Linked DNA regions of Homo sapiens: region 1 is linked to region 2. A link is a loop called in an ENCODE intact Hi-C map of the cell type or tissue named here. Cell type or tissue: heart right ventricle. All regions are shown on one strand.

Evidence for each region. A loop is a pair of places that touch in the nucleus more often than their neighbours do. Peaks named below come from ENCODE experiments on the same cell type or tissue, not always from the same donor. Only the 100,000 strongest peaks of a DNase experiment are listed, where the experiment ranks them.
Region 1: a loop joins it to region 2, with 3 times the contacts of the local background. A loop is called at or near these places in 6 of 110 quality-filtered maps.

What each region holds. Positions count from the first base shown.
Region 1 is chrY:19,020,471-19,028,470 of GRCh38, reverse strand. The region is part of intron 1 of TTTY14 (testis expressed transcript, Y-linked 14); the gene reads left to right. Among named protein-coding and RNA genes, the nearest start is that of TTTY14, 53 kb to the left of the region's middle. In heart right ventricle, no CTCF peak of the experiment used is centred here; no DNase peak of the experiment used is centred here.
Region 2 is chrY:19,072,699-19,080,698 of GRCh38, reverse strand. TTTY14 (testis expressed transcript, Y-linked 14) reads left to right here and starts at 3,152. Exons shown (of 3, transcript NR_125735.1): 1 at 3,152-3,654. It overlaps LOC124905306 (a long non-coding RNA gene), which reads right to left and starts at 843. Exons shown (of 2, transcript XR_007068460.1): 1 at 1-843. In heart right ventricle, no CTCF peak of the experiment used is centred here; DNase peaks (open chromatin) are centred at 3,298 and 4,558; H3K4me3 peaks cover 3,299 bases; H3K27ac peaks cover 3,593 bases.

The DNA of each region.
Region 1 (8,000 bases), 52 kb after region 2:
TTTTTTGTTTGCTTGCTTATTCAGTTGTAGATTTATACTTTAATGTCCATTACGTGTTTGGTTTATGATGTTCTCTGTTCTGTGTTGGACATTGGAGGACCACTGTCGTCACTTTCCTTGGCCATGTAGTCTAATGGGGAGGACATTGTTTTTTATAATGCAGTACCTGCTATGTTATACGTATTGGTTAAGGACTAACAGAGGACACATAAATGGCAGTATTTAACATTTTTTCATACTTGAAATTTTTTCTTTTGAGACAAGGTCTTGCTCTGCTGCCCAGGCTGAAGTACAGTGGCATGAACATGGCTTACTGCAGCTTTGACCTCCCTGGCTGAAGCCATCCTCAACCCTTAGCCTCCCAAGTAGTGGGGACCGTGGGCCTACCACTGCACCCGGCTACTTTTTAAACATTTTGTGGAAGTGGAGTTTTGCCATGTTGCCTGGGCTGGTCTCAAACTCCTGGGCTCAAGTAATCATCCCACGTTGGCCTTCCAAAGTGCTGAGATTACCAGCATGAGCCACCATGCCTGGCTGACATGAAACACTTTTAAAGTCACCACTAAATGCTCACTAATGGTAAAAAAATCTTAGCATTTTAACTAAAATGTGAATTAAAATATCAATTTTTATATACAAATTATAAGTGTTAGTTACTTCAACAATTTTTTTTTTTTTTTTTTTTTTTGAGACAGAGTCTCGCTCTCTTGCCCAGGGTAGAGGGCAATGTTATCTTGGCTCATTGCAACTTCTCCCTTCCGGGTTCAAGTGATTCTCCTGCTTCAGCCCCCCAAGTAGCTGGGATTACTGCCCTGTGCCACCACATCTGGCTAATTTTTGTCTTTTTAGTAGAGACAGTGTTTCACCATGTTGGCCAGGCTGGTCTAGAACTCCTGACCTCAGGTGATCCACCCGCCTTGGTCTCCCAAAGTGCATGAGCTATCATGTCTTGCTGCAAAATTTTAATTGTAACATTATTTTAGTTGTTTCTATAGCTATTTCTTCTTTGGAATGGAATTGTGTTAATTTATAGACCTGCATATAGATAATTAAATCTTTTGTAAAACTCTTTGCAGAATCAATTAATTCTGTCCAACATGGTGTTTTTTAGGACTTCATAAAAAACTGGTATTTTTACTTTTTAAAAAACTTATCTATATATTATTATTGCAAAAATTGAAATTTACAACCATCTACACAAGCAAAAACAATTTTTATTACATTTTTAGTATGCAGCAATGAGAAATATTCTGTAGAAAGAGTATTTTACTTTGACTATAATAGACGCATGAAACCTTTGAAAAAAGAGTCCTCATTTTTTGATGAAGCTGCTTTACAAAGAAAATATATGCACTCCAGTTACGGGGATGATAATCTAGTAGTTTAATTTTCATTCTAAAAGATAAAAGTAGAAATGATCCTATAAAAATTTTATTTGATAATATATTGAATTCATTAATATCTAAATCATGTTTAATTGTTGATATTTAAAAATGCATCTGCTGTGTGATATATTTGCTTAAAAATAATCCTATCAGGACCTATGTATCCGATGTGTGTTTTCATTCAGATTCATAATGATATCTAATTAAATGATTGTTATTAAAATTTGATTGCTATTTTGCATTTGCAGTTTTATTCGTCAATTCAGCAAATAATTATGTATGTACCAGGCACTAATTTTTGCTCAGGATACAAAAGGCAGCAACCTTCAAAGAGTTCATATTCTATTTACTGGTGAAAGTACATACATTGACAGTAATAATCCTAATTGTGTGAGTATTGACTCATGTAAAGAAATGTTTAGGGGTGGCCGGGCATCATATTTCATGCCTGTAATCCCAACAGTTTAGGAGGCTGAGGCAGGCAGATCACCTGAAGTTAAGAGTTTGAGTCCAGCCTGGCCAATATGGGGAAACCCCATCTTTACTAACAATGAAAAAATTAGCTGGATGACGCATGCGTGTAATCCCAGATACTCAGGAGGCTGACACGGGAGAGTCATTTGAACTTGGAGGCAGAGGTTGCAGTGAGCCCAGATCACGCCACTGCACTACAGCCTGGGTGACAGAGTGAGACTCCATCTCAAAAACAAAGAAAAAAAAATAAATGTTTAGCGGTATGTATGAACAGATAGTTTTGCCTACTGAGTAGAGGTGGACTTTACAGAAAAGTTCCTATTTATATGGCCTGAACTTTCAAAACACAAAGATAAAAAAGAGGTAATTGGATAGAAGCCTACTGTGGCCAAGTTAATTTTGTTCTATCATAAGAGTGAACAGACAACCTACAGAATGGGAGAAAACATTTTTTTCAATCTATCCATCTGACAAAGGGTTAATATCCAGAAGCTACCAACAACTTAAACAAATTTACAAGAAACAAACCCATCCAAAAGTGGGTGAATGGTATGAACGGACACGTCACAAAAGATGACATTTATGCAGACAACAAACATGACAAAAAACTCTTCATCACTGGTCGTTAGAGAAAACTGCAAATCAAAACCACAATGAGATACCATCTCACGCCAGTTAGAATGGTGATCATTAAAAAGTCAGAAAACAACAGATGCTGGAGAGGATGTGGAGAAATGGGAACACTTTTCCACTGTTGGTGGGAGTGTAAATTAGTTCAACCATTGTGAAAGACAGTGTGGCTATTCCTCAAGAATCTATAACCAGAAACACCATTTGACCCAGTGGTCCCATTATTGGGTATATACTCAAGGGATTATAAATTATTCTGTTATAAAGGCACATGCATACGTATGTTTATAGCAACATTATTCACAATAGCAAAGACATGGAACCAACTCACATGCCTGTCAGTGATAGACTAGGGAAAGAAAATGTGGTACATATACACTATGGAATACTATGCAGACATAAAAAAGGATGAGTTCATGTCCTCTGCAGGGACATAGATGAAGCTGGAAGCCATCATTCTCAGCAGAGTAACAGAGGAATAGAAAACCAAACACCGCATGGGGAACATCACACACTGGGAATGTTGGGCGGTGGGGGGCTATGGAGGGGATAGCTTTAGAAGAAATACCTAATGTAGATGACCAGTTGATGGGTGCAGCAAACCACCATGTCATGTGTATACCTGTGTAATGAACCTGCACATCTGCACATGGATCCCAGAACTTAAAGTATAATAAAAATAAATAGTAAGTGACATGAAAAAGTTAAAAATTAAAAAAAAAGAAAAACTGTCGGAAATCAGGAAACCTGAGTTCGAGTCACTTTGGTCAATTTCCGGGTGTATGACCTTGCCAAATAGGCGCACGTTTTCATCTTCTCTGAAATGAAGGAAGTATATCAGGTAATATCCAGAGATTCTTTCTGCCCTGCCTTTCTGACTTTATTAAATAAACGAGCAGTTTTATAGGAATCTAAGCATGTTATTATTTTTATTAGAAACTAAGCATGTATCTTATTATTTTTAGTATGAAAACCCTACAAAAATAAGTTAGATTTCAGAGTTACTGATTTAGTTTTTGTTTATAAACAACATACTTTTAAAAGGAACATTTTTAGTCATAAGAAAGAAGAAAAATGTTTTCTTTCAGTTGTAGTTATGGTTATTAACATTGTAACAGGAGTTCAGCTCTACCTGGTAATCTAGTGACCTCTGTCTACTTGATACATTTACTTTATTATTGTGTTTCATGCGAGTTTTTATTTTCCTAACTGTGGCAGGGACTGGCTGGCTAGTTTTCCAACTCATTTCCCTTTCCTCTTGCAAGCACAGGTAGACTTCCTTTCATGCTGTTAGGTGGGACCATGTCACTGAAATGTGGCAGAAAGTGGAGCCAAAAGTCTGGTATATCACATCTAGCCTTGCACCTAACCTCTTTTGCAGGTACCTGCTTTTCTCTTCCCCATTGTTGGGTAGGTGACCACGACTAGCAGAGTCTTGGAAACTGCTTGTTAAAGATGGCAAAGCTTCCATGAGTCTGGCTTCCTGAATAAATGTGTGGAACAGAACCCCTCCCCTTCCATTACCAAATGAACTGTATTTGAAAGAGAAATAAACTCCTACTGTTAAGCACTTTAGTTTGCAAGATTAGTCATTTACCATAGCTGGTGTTACCTTAACTGATTATCATCCTAATTGCTTTTCCTTCTGGAAGACTTCTTATTAATTCTCTTTGCAATTGGTGATACTTATTTTTTGAGTGTTAATGCTTGTATTTTGAAGCCATCGTTTGCCAGTATTGGAGTATAATGTGCTCTTCTTTTCAAATATTTCGGCTGCTCTTCTTAAGAATAGTGTAGTAAAATCATTTAGGCTGCCTTCATAGTTTGTCACATGCAAATTACTCACTTGTAGTCCATTGCTTTGACAGCACAGACTGCTGAGTGGGAGAGCTCTGCAGGCCTTCCAGTCCATTGAAAGGCTCATCTCTTTAACTGAATACAGAGGCCAGAATAAATAACCCTTGATCATGCATATATAATCCTGTGTGTTGTTGGATTTGATTTGTTAATGTTTTGTTAAGGCTTTTTGCATCTCTATTCATAAAGTATGTATTGGCTTATAGTTTTTTTCTTTTGCTTTTTCTTGTGTTATGTTTGTTTTTGTGTCAGGGTAACATTGGCCTTAGTAGAATGAGTTAGAAAGTGTTTCTGTTTTTTGGAAGAGTTTGTGAGGAATTATTATTAGTTCTTTGTTAAGGGTTTGGTAGAATTCACCAATGAAACCATCCAGGACTGGACTTTAATTTTTAAAAAAAATTACTAATTCAGTTTCTTTACTTGTTAGAGAGTTATTCAGATTGTCTGCCTCTTCATGAGTCAATTTTGTTAGTTTGTGTCCTTCTCAGAATTTGTTCTCTTTATCTAGGTTATCTCAACTGTTGCTATGCAGTTGTTTTCAGGATTTCTTTGTAGTCCTTTTCATTTCTGTAATGTTGGTAGTAACTTACCCCCTTTTGTGTCTGATTTTAATAATTGAACTCTTTTCTCTTTTTTCCTTGGTCACTAGCTAAAGGTTTCTTAATTTTGTTGATCTTTTAAAATAACCAACTTTTGGTTTTAATGATTTTTCTCAATTGTTTTTCTGTTCTTTATTAGATTTATTGGTTTCTATTTGTATTGTTTCCTTCCACTTGCTTTCTTTTCAGTTTACTTTTCTTTTTATAGTTTATTAAGGCAGAAGGTCAGATTATTGATTTCGAGGCCTTCTTTTTCAATACCGGTACTTAAAACTACAAATTTTCATCTAAGCACTGTCTTTCTGTATTTCATGATGTTTGGTATTTTCTAATTGTTTTCATACATTTCAAAATAATTTGCTGATTTCCCTTGTGATTTCTTATTTGCTTCGTTCCTTATTAATTTATTTATTTAAATGGAGACAGGTTCTTGCTCTGTTACCCAGTCTGGAGTACAGTGGCATGATTATAGTTCACTATGATGATCACTATAACCTTGAACTCTTGAGGTCAAGCATTCCTCCTGCTTCAGCCTCTCAAATAGCTAGGAATACTGGCACACATAACACACCTGAATAACTTTTAAATTTTGTTGTAGAAACAGCATCTTGCTGTATTGCCCAGGCTGGTCTTAAGCTCCTGGCCTCATGGGATTCTCCTACCTCAGCCTCCTAAAGTCCTGGGATTAGAGCTGTGAGTCACCTTATGTGGCCTGATTCATAGTTTATTAATGAATATGAATTTCCACATATTTATAAATTTTCTAAATTTCTTTGTTATTGATTTCTAATTCCATTCCATTGTAGTTGGAGTACATACTTTATTATTATTATTATTATTATTTATTTTTTTTTTGAGACGGAGTCTTACGCTATTGCCCAGGCTGCAGTGCAATGGTATGATCTTGGCTCACTGCAACCTCTGCCTCCTGGGTTCAAGCAATTCTCCTGCCTAAGCTTCCCAAGTAGCTGAGATTACAGGTGCCTGCCATCATGCCCAGCTAGTTTTTGCATTTTTAGTAGAGACAGGGTTTCACCATGCTGACCAGGCTGGTCTCGAACTCCCAACCTTAGGCTATCGGCCACCTCAGCCTCTAAAGTTTGGGATTACAGGCATGAGCCACAGCGCCTGGCCACTTTATATTATTTCTGTCTGTTTAAATGTATTCAACTTTGTTTAATGTCCTAACACATTGGATATCCTTGTGAATGTTCTGTATGCACTTGAGCAAAATCTATATTCTGCTCCTGTTGAGTGGAATGCTCTATAGATTTCTCTACTAGTTGGTCTGCAGCATTGTTTAAATCTTCTTTTTCCTTATATATCTTCTATCTAGTTGTCCTACAATTATTGAAAGTGTGGTGTTGAATTTTGTCAATATTTCTGTTGCAATATCTATTTTTTCCTTCAATTCTGTCTGTTTTTGATTCATGTATTTGAAGTTTTGCTTTCTTTCCTGGTTTCTTGTTTTCACCTTGGCTCTGCTGTACAGCTTTACATGGTTTGCTTCTGAATCTTTCTAGACTTTCTCAAGTCATACATGAAAGATTGTTTGCTAATGAGCATATTGTGTTCAGTCTAATTGATGCTACCATTTTCCTATGTTGTTACATAACTGTTTCCTAAAAATAGAATTAAAACTGAAGGTTTGAAAGTATATTTGAAAGTCTATATATGTATAAACTTGATAGGTCTTTTTTATTTAAAAATATTTTTAAAAATCTACGTATTATTTAAATCTGATTGTTGCTTCAATACCATCGTAGTACATTAGCACTGCTGAAATTTTGTCCATTTCCAAAATTTAAGACTGTTCATGTTTGGGAAGGGCTGTTATGAAAAGCAATTTATTTGTGAAATATGAATATTTTTATACTAGTATAGCAAAGTTATATAGATACATTTTAAGAGAAAAGATAGATTGCAGTTGTATCATCGACCTAAATTGAGAGCTTTTAATTTGTTATTCAAAACTTATTCCTAGAGTGAACAACACCTTTTTTAAAAAATAACTTTTATATTGAAATAACTATTTGACTCCTTGTAAGTTGCAAAGATAGTACAGGGCGATCCTGTGTTTCCCCTTCACCTAGATTCCCCCAGTGGTTGACAGCTTATCTGTAGTAGAATATCAGATCAGGATATTGACACTGGTACAGTGTGTGCACATGGGGCTGTGTTATTTCATCTTAAATATGGGTTCCTATCACCATCAACGCAGTCAAAGTGCAGAACTGTTGCACTACTGTGAGGATCTCCCTCACACTAACCTCGTGGGCTCAGCCATCCCTCTGCTTCCAGCCCAGTGGTGTCCTCACCCAGGGCAACCATAAATTAGTTCTCCATTTCAATAAATTTGTCATTTCTGAAATTCTGTGTAAATGAAATAAACCATTCATGACCTTTGGAGACACTTTTTACTTAGCACAACACTCTTGAGATCCATCCAGATTATTGTGTATGTCAATATTTCATTCCTTTTTTACAGCTAACTAGGATTTCATGGATGTATGCACCATAATATTTTTTAACCATTCACCATTGTTGGTTGAAGCTTTTTGTTGTATACGGATTTTTGTTGTAAATAAAACTGCTTTGAACAATTATGTACAACTTCTTTGTGGACAAATGTTTTTATTTTTCTGTGACAAATGTCCAGGAGTGAGGTTGCTGGGTTTTATGGTAATTATGTTTGTTTTAAGACTGACAGGAGCTGGGTGCAGTGGTTCATGCCTGTAATCCCAGCACTTTGGGAGGCCGAGGTGGGTGGATCACTTGAAGTAAGGAGTTCAAGACCAGCCTTGCCAACATGGTGAAACCCCATCTCTACTAAAACTACAAAAATTAGCTGGGTGTGGTGGCACACACCTGTAGTCCTAGCTACTCGGGAGGCTGAGGCAGGAGAATCACTTGAACCGGGGAGGCAGAGGTTGCAGTGAGCTGAGATCGCGCCACTGCACTCCATCCTGGGCGACAGAGTGAGACTCCTTCTCCAAAAAAAAAAAAAAAAAAAAGACTGACAGACTGTCTTCCAGAGTTACTGTTTTACTTTACA
Region 2 (8,000 bases):
AAAAGGTTGCCAGGGGGACTTGCTTCTAGAGCTCCCAAGATGGTGGGGGCCACTTCCAAGATGGTGGTGAGCCTCTTCTACTCTGACCTGGGGTTCTTGGCCTCATGCATTCCAAGTAGGAATCTCGGGCCATGCTGTGAGTGTTACAGCTCTATTAGAAGTCATGGGTCACAGAAGAGAACTGTGGAACCCAGCTCAACTAGTTCAGCTCAACTAGACAAACCCGCGCACTTAGCCTTGCAGGAACAATGGTGAGCCTTTAGCCCAACTGGGAGTGGCAACAGGTGCCTCACTGGATCAAGAGCACAGCTGACACCCTGCTGGATCCAGAGGGATGGAAGTCAGTGGCGGGTCTGTGATGGTGGCAAAGAGCATTGCTGGATGGTGAGCAAAAGCTCAGCTCAAGCTGTAACAAACATGGATCAGAAGAGTGTGCAGTTGCAAGACTTTAAAATAGCATGAAAACAGAGCTCCCATACAAACGGAGGGGACCCAAAGAGGGTAGCCATTGCTGGCTTGAATGCCTGGGTTTATATCCCGATCATTGTCCCTTCCTCTGTGCTCTCAGGCAATAGATGATTGGCTATTTCTTTACCTCCTGTTTTTGCCTAATTAGCATTTTAGTGAGCTCTCTTTACTACCTTATTGGTTGGGTGTGAGCTAAGTTGCCAGCCCCATGTTTAAAGGTGGATGTAGTCACCTTCCCAGCTAGGCTTAGGGATTCTTAGTTGGCCTAGAAAATCCAGCTAGTCCTGTCTCTCCAGAGGTTCACTTGAAGCCAGGCGATCAAGACTTCACTGCTACAAAAAGTGAAAAAAAAAAAAAATTAGATGGGTTTGATTGTGCACACTTGTGGTCCCAGCTACTTGGGAGGCTGAGGTAGGAGAATCACTGAGCCTTGGAGGTTGAGACTCTAGTGAGCTATGACTGCACCACTGCACTTCAGCCTGGCCAACAGAGCAAGACCTTGTCTCCATTTGTTTTTTTGTTAAAGATCAAATGAAAGATGGACAAGAAGTGAAATCTAGAACTTTTCTCAAATACGTACAACAGGATGACAGCACACAACCTTCTTAATAGAGCTTAGCCAGAGGACAAGCTCAGTATTTTTTAGTTTGTTTTGTTTTTGAGACAGAGTTTCACTCTCGTTGCCCAGGCTGGAGTGCAGTGGTGCAACTGAAGCTTACCCACCTCTCCCTCCCGAGTTCAAGGAATTCTCCTGCCTCAGCCTCCCGAGTGGCTGGGATTACAGGTGCCCACAACTACGCCTGGGTAATTTTGTATCTTTAATAGAGACAGGGTTTCACCATGTTGGCCAGGCTGGTCTGGAACTCCTAACCTCTGGTGATCTGCCCACCTCAGTATCCCAAACACTTCTCTCCAAAGTGTTGGAATTACAGGCCAGAGACACTGTGCACGGCCTAGGGTCAAACATTTAAAGGAAACTGAGGCAGATTAACTAATGAACTACCAAGACACCAATTAAGAATTCAGTTGGTCTGGGCACAGAGGCTCATGCCTATAATCCCAGCACTTTGGGAGGCCAAGGCGGATCACTGGAGCCCAGGATTTTCAGACCAGCCTGAGCAACCTAGAACTTCATTTCTACAAATAATTAATTAGCCGGGAGTGGTGACACAAAACTGTGGTCTCACCTGCTTAGGAGGCTAGGGCAGGAGGATCACTTGAGCCTGGTAAGTGCAGTGGCGTGATCACAGCTCAGTGTAGCCACAACTTCCCAGGCTCAAGCAATGCATCCTCACGTGGTCATCCCTCTGTGGGTGTCTGTGCCCTTTTATTTTTTTAGAGACAGAGTCTTGCCGTGGCCCAGGAAAGAGTGCACTGGTGCAATCATGGCTTACTGCAGCTTTGACCTCCTGGACTCAACCAATCCTCCCATCTCAGCCTCCTGAGTGGCTGGGACCACAGGTGTGCGCCACCATACCCAGCATATATATATATGAAAACAGAGCAAGACAAGGTCTTGCTCTGTTGGCCAGGCTGAAGTGCAGTGGTGCAGTCATAGCTCACTAGAGTCTCAACCTCCAAGGCTCAGTGATTCTCCTACCTCAGCCTCCCAAGTAGCTGGGACCACAAGTGTGCACAATCACACCCATCTATATATATATACACACACAAACACACACATATATACACACACATATAAACACACACATATACACACACATACACATATATATTTTTAAATACACACACACACACACATACATATTTCTATACATGGAGTCCAGGCTGGTCTCAAATTCCTGGCCTCAAGCGATCCTCTCGTCTTAGCTTCCCAAGTAGTTGGGACTAGCAGCACACACCATCATATCTACATAATTTTTTAAACTTTTGTAGAGATGGAGTCTTGCTGTTTTGCCCAGGCTGGTCTCAAACTCTTGGCTTCAATACAGCCTCTCGCCTGGGCCTCCCAAAGTGCAGGGATTACAGCACCCAGACCCAGCTGGACGTTTGTTTGTAGAACTATGAAAAATATGGCTGAATTAGAAATTGGGTGGTGCCAAGTGAACTTCACCCAATGCTTCTGTCACCGCATCAGTTCTCTCTACCCTTTTCGCGTGTTGGAGAACTAACTTGCAAGGCAGGGGACGCGGCTCCAGGGCGCTTTGCCTCCCTCAGGCGGCTCAGGCTCTCAGTGCGCGAGACCCAGGGAATCTGGAGCCAACGCTACAACCCGCCCAAGGGCCGTTCCCGCTCACGGTGGAGCTAGCGTCTCTGCGCGGGAGAGGGGTTGCGCGGCCAGTGCCCACCCGGAGCAACCGCTCCGAAGCCCAGGTCCCCTCCCCTCGACGCCGACCCACTGCTCTCCTTGCCCAGTGACGCCCCAGGGCAGCACAGTCCGGAGCCAGGCCTTCTGGGGACCGGGGCGCACGTGGCCCGAGCTGTCCTTGAGCAGGGGCACGGACCGACACTCGCCGCATGGGCGCGCGGGGCAGACGTTTTGCCTCCCAGCGCTTCAATACCAGATGTTCAAAACCAGATGTTTCCAGACCATATCCCCGTCGCTTCCGACACTTGGAAAGACCAATTGCCAGGCCCCAGAAGGCAAGACGTTTGCGAAGGAAACCGCCAATCCGGTTGCTCGCTACTTCCAGGGTCGTGTGCTCCCTTACGCAGGACCCTGCCCAATCGTCAATGCGACGTCCTCCTACTCCCACCTCAGAGCTGTCACAGAGACTGTCAGTTCCGTCCCTCCCCTTCAGCCCTTTAACGCACGTCTTCCCGACCGCATAACTTGCTCAGTCCCTGCGGCCAACTGGGGCGGGCCAATGGCTGTGACGGATAAGGGGTGTGGGGTGCGGGGACAATGGGCCAGAGCTTCTCATGCAGCCTGCACCAGCGCCGGGTCGGAGAGTCAGAGGCCACCCTGAGATGGACCGAGATCTTCAGTTGGGGAGGCGCCTCCGGTGAGCTTGCGGCCAGATGCCCCCTCAGTAGTCCTCCGCAACAGGTGCCGCGCAGCCGAGTGGCGGGCTAGCATACCGCCTGCCCGCAATTCGGCCAGGCCTCGAGCCTGCTCCGCCTTCCCGCTGCGGTAGCGCCGCCGGGGAAACGCCGCCACGGGCTGCATGGGCAGCGCTCGCGCCCCGCCGCTGAGCCGCCGGGGAGCCGTCCAGTCTTCGAATCCCAGTAAGAGACGCCGCTGGCCTAGGGACAGTGGTTGGGGCTGGCCCGGGGCATTCGCGCGGCCTTGCAGCCTGCAGGCCTTCCCAGCCGACAGAGCTGCTGTGTGGGCCTTGGGTCAGGCCTGGAGGGCCGGGATCGGGGTGGGCGGTGGACTTTGGGGGCTCGGGGAGGTCGTGAAGGGCCAACAGGGGGCTCCAAGCGGGCTTGGGAGCTCGAGGGGCTCGGAGCGACGGTTAGGGGGACCCGAGGCCGCTGTGCGGGGCGGACGGGGGGCTCCGGGGCGGGGCTGGCGGGGCAGAAGGTCCCCAGGGGGCTGTGGGGGACCGACTGGGGGCTTCCGGGAGCGCCTGGGGGTTCTGGGAGCCCGGGGGCTGCTGTGAGGGGCTGCCGAGGGGGGCCCTGGGCAGGTGTTGACTGCTGCGGAACTCGGGGGGCGCCGACTTCTAACACACAACAGGGGCGCCTTCGCTGTTCGGTTCTGGTCGTAGTTGTTATTCTCAGCGTCCCTATTATTATTAGTAGTAGTATTCTTTTTATTTTATTTATTTATTTATTTTTGAGACGGAGTCTTGCTCAGTCGCTCAGGCTACAGTGCAATGGCGCGATCTCAGCTCACTGCAAGTTCCGCCTCCCGGGTTCACGCCATTCTCCTGCCTCAGTCTCCCGAGTAGTTAGGACTACGGGCGCCCCCACCATGCCTAGCTAAATTTTTTTGGTATTTTTAGTAAAGACGGGGTTTTACCGTGTTAGCCAGGATGGTCTCGATCTCCTGACCTCGTAATCCGCTCACCTTGGCCTCCCAAAGTGCTGGTATTACAGGAGTGAGCCACTGCGCCTGGCCAGCGTTCCTATTATTATTGCTCTTCTGGAATGAGAGCAGGCAGCTGCCGGGATCCCAGCCGGAAGGGGCGGGCGAAAGGCAGGGTTGCTGGGGGCGGGCGAAAGGCAGGGTTGCTGGAGGCGCGCGTAGGTTCGAGTAGGGACTGGAATGCGGGCCAACAGTGTGGGGGTTATTAGGGGGGAGGGTAGGCAGGTCGGAGGAGGGAGTTGGGAGGAAAGCGGCGGCGGTGGCGGCTTCAACAGCAGCTCTTGCCCTTAAGGAACAATGTGAGACGTTGCCTGAAATGTTAATTTCCGTTTCTCATTTCATCATCCAGGGCGTTGGGGAAGGGAGTGGGGAGTGATGTGAGAGTGTGTGTATGTGTGTCCCTGCCACTTGGATTCTGTGTGTGTGTGTGTCCCTGCCACATTCAGTCGTGTGTGTGTCCCTGCCACATGGATTCAGTCTTGTGTGTGTGTGTCCCTGCCACATTGATTCAGTCCTGTGTGTGTGTATGTGTGTGTGTCCGTACCTGCCACATTGTTTCAATCCCCTCTCAGAGGGATTGTGCTGTTAACGCTTGTATCTGTGTCATTTGGGAAGGTCGGTGGCAGGGGAGTCTAGGTTTTTCTCTAGGCCTGCTCTTTTCCTGGTGCCCGATTGACGTTTTCTGCTTCTGTTGTGTTTTTGAAAGGTATTCTTGTATACGAGTTCCAAGAAGTTTTGGAAGACACTGGGAAAATGAAGATTCTCTGACAGCTCCCTTTGCTTTAACTATTTTTCTTATAACAGTTAAGATGTAACATGCTTAGGTTTCATGGTTTTTGCAGGTTATGAGTAGTTTTGTATCCATTTGCAAGAACTGGATTTTTTTTTTTTTTTTGGTAGAGAAATCAGATTTCAGGCTTTCTTACATGAGGAGAGAGTTTCATGCGGTGATTTGAGCAATATCCTTTACACTTGAAATGAGAAATAAAATTGTTCACAATTGTTGAACTGCAAAACTTAGAATCTTTTGATCCTTTTTGAGGCAATGAGACTTATTCAGCCAACATGTAAGATGATATTGCTTGTGGAAAAAGTACTATTGAAACAGTTACTATTTTTGTTGTGTGCAAATGCCATTAATGGCATAACTAGGATAGTTCAAAATCAGAGACCCTGAGATTTTATTTGGCGTCTCTGAGCTCTTGATTTCTTTTATTAAATGTTGGCTGCGTGGAATACTTAGAGTTCTGTTAGTGTCTTTTGAGAGTGATTGAGCAAGTCCTGTAATATTACTTTGCAACTGGTACTTTGGTGTTTTACATAGTAAAATTAATGGTTCATCAAATGTAAGAGGAAATTTACTTTGCATATGGGCAATGAGCCCATCATCCATTAAATAACAGAGAGAGTATCAGTAAATGCTGGTTCAGAAAATAATCTACATTTGGTTGCCAAAATAAGTGTTTAGGTCTGTCCATTACCTTGTATAAGTCTCTTCATCGGTCAAATGGTAAGTGTAGTGGATGAGTGTTATTTAATAGCAAGGTATTTGCTAGTGAATAGGTGAAGATACATTGCTTATCTAACAGCATGTTGTATCAACTTATTTAAATTGCTGTGTAGTCAGTGTTCTGTAGGAATTGTGACCCGTTTGGTAAACTTTATAGAAAAATTGAATGAATTCAAATAACTAAAAGTTACTGTTTTGAAATGTTGAAATGTTTTCAGTGTGTGTTTTTTTAATTTAAATTTTAAATGGAATGTCTGTGCAATTCAACTTTCTAGCTTTTATCGTAAAACCATATGAAAGAAGGTGTCAATCTTCAGCTCTTGGAACTCAGGCAACTAAATAATTGCCTTAGAAAGCATTTTTTTTTTTTTTTGAGGTGGAGTTTCGCTGGTTGTCCAGGCTGGAATGCAATGGTGCAATGTCCGCTCACTCCAACCTCCACCTCCCTGGTTCAAGTGATTCTCCTGCCTCAGCCTCCTGAGTAGCTGGGATTACAGACATGTGCCACAATGCCTGGCTAATTTTTGTTTCACCGTGTTGGCCAGGCTGGTCTTGAACTCCTGACCTCACGTGATCCACCCGCCTCGGCCTCCCAAAGTGCTGGGATTACAGGCGTGAGCCATGGCACCTGACCCCCATAGAAGCCATTTTAGCCTTAGAACATGATCCACTTTAATGATCACTTCATTAATTTTGATAGACGTTTCTATTATTTTATTGTGTATTATTTGTTCATTTGTTTTTGAGATGGAGTCTCATTATGTCACCCAGCTGGAGTGCTGCAACCTCGGCTCGCTGCAACCTCTGCCTCCCATGTTCAAGTGATTCTCCTGCCTCTTGCTTTTCGTAATATAGAGACAGGGTCTCTATGTTGCCCAGGCTGGTCTTGTACTCCTGGGCTCAAGTGAGCTGCCCACCTCAGCCTCCCATGTTACTGGGATTACAGGCAGGAACCACTACATCCGGCCCAGGGGTTCTATTATTAAGTGGCTTTTATTTGTTTGAGAAACCTTTTTCATGGCATCTCTTAACCTAGAGTCAGATTCAGCTTATATTGTTTTATGTATGTATAAGGCAGAACTTCAGATGTTATTTTTTTTAATAACATCCCAAATGATGATTGTGGCCTAATTCTGAATACATGCCTCATTCTTTTACCCCGCCTCAGGCCTCCAGTCGGATCCTGCGTCATTCTGGCTGCCTTGGCCTTTCCTTTCCTCAGTTGAGCCAGGTACCATAGTTTTTGGCATGGCTTTGACATATCTATCGCTGTCTCCCATGCAGATGCCTCCATCACAACTCCAAGATAACTGTTACTCAGCCTTTGGGTCTTAGTTTAATATCACTTGATTTTAGCATTTAGCAAGCCTTTTTTTTTTTTTTTTTTTGAGACAGGATCTCACTGTGTGGCTCACTATGGAGTGCAGTGGCGTGAACATGGTTCCCTACAGCCTTGACTTCCCGGGCTGAAGCGATCCTCCCACCTCAGACTCCTGGGTGGCTGGGACCACAGGCATGTGCCACCATGTCCAGCTAATTTACTTTTATTTTTTTAGAAACGGGGTCTCCTGGCCTAGTGCAGTGGCTCATGCCTGTAATCCCAGCACTTTGGAAGCCCGAGGTGGGTGGATCACAAGGTCAGGAGTTCGAGACCAGCCTGGCCAACAAGGCGAAACCCCATCTCAACTAAAAAAATACAAAAATTAGCTAGGCATGGTGGCATGTGCCTGTAATCCCAGCTACTCGGGAGGCTGAGGTTGGAGAATTGCTTACCTGGGAGGTGGAGGTTACAGTGAGTCGAGATTGTGCCACTGCGTTCCAGCCACGGTGACAGAGCAAGACTCAGTCTCAAAAAAACAAACAAAAAATAAAAATAAAAAAAGAAATGGAGTCTCCTTATGTTTCATAGGCCTCAAACTTCTGGGCTTGCCTCAGCCTCCTAAAGTGTTGGCATTATAGGCGTGAGCCACCATGCGTGGCTCCCATTTGTTTTCATTACAGGTTTGCTTTTATAATTTACATAAAGGTGGG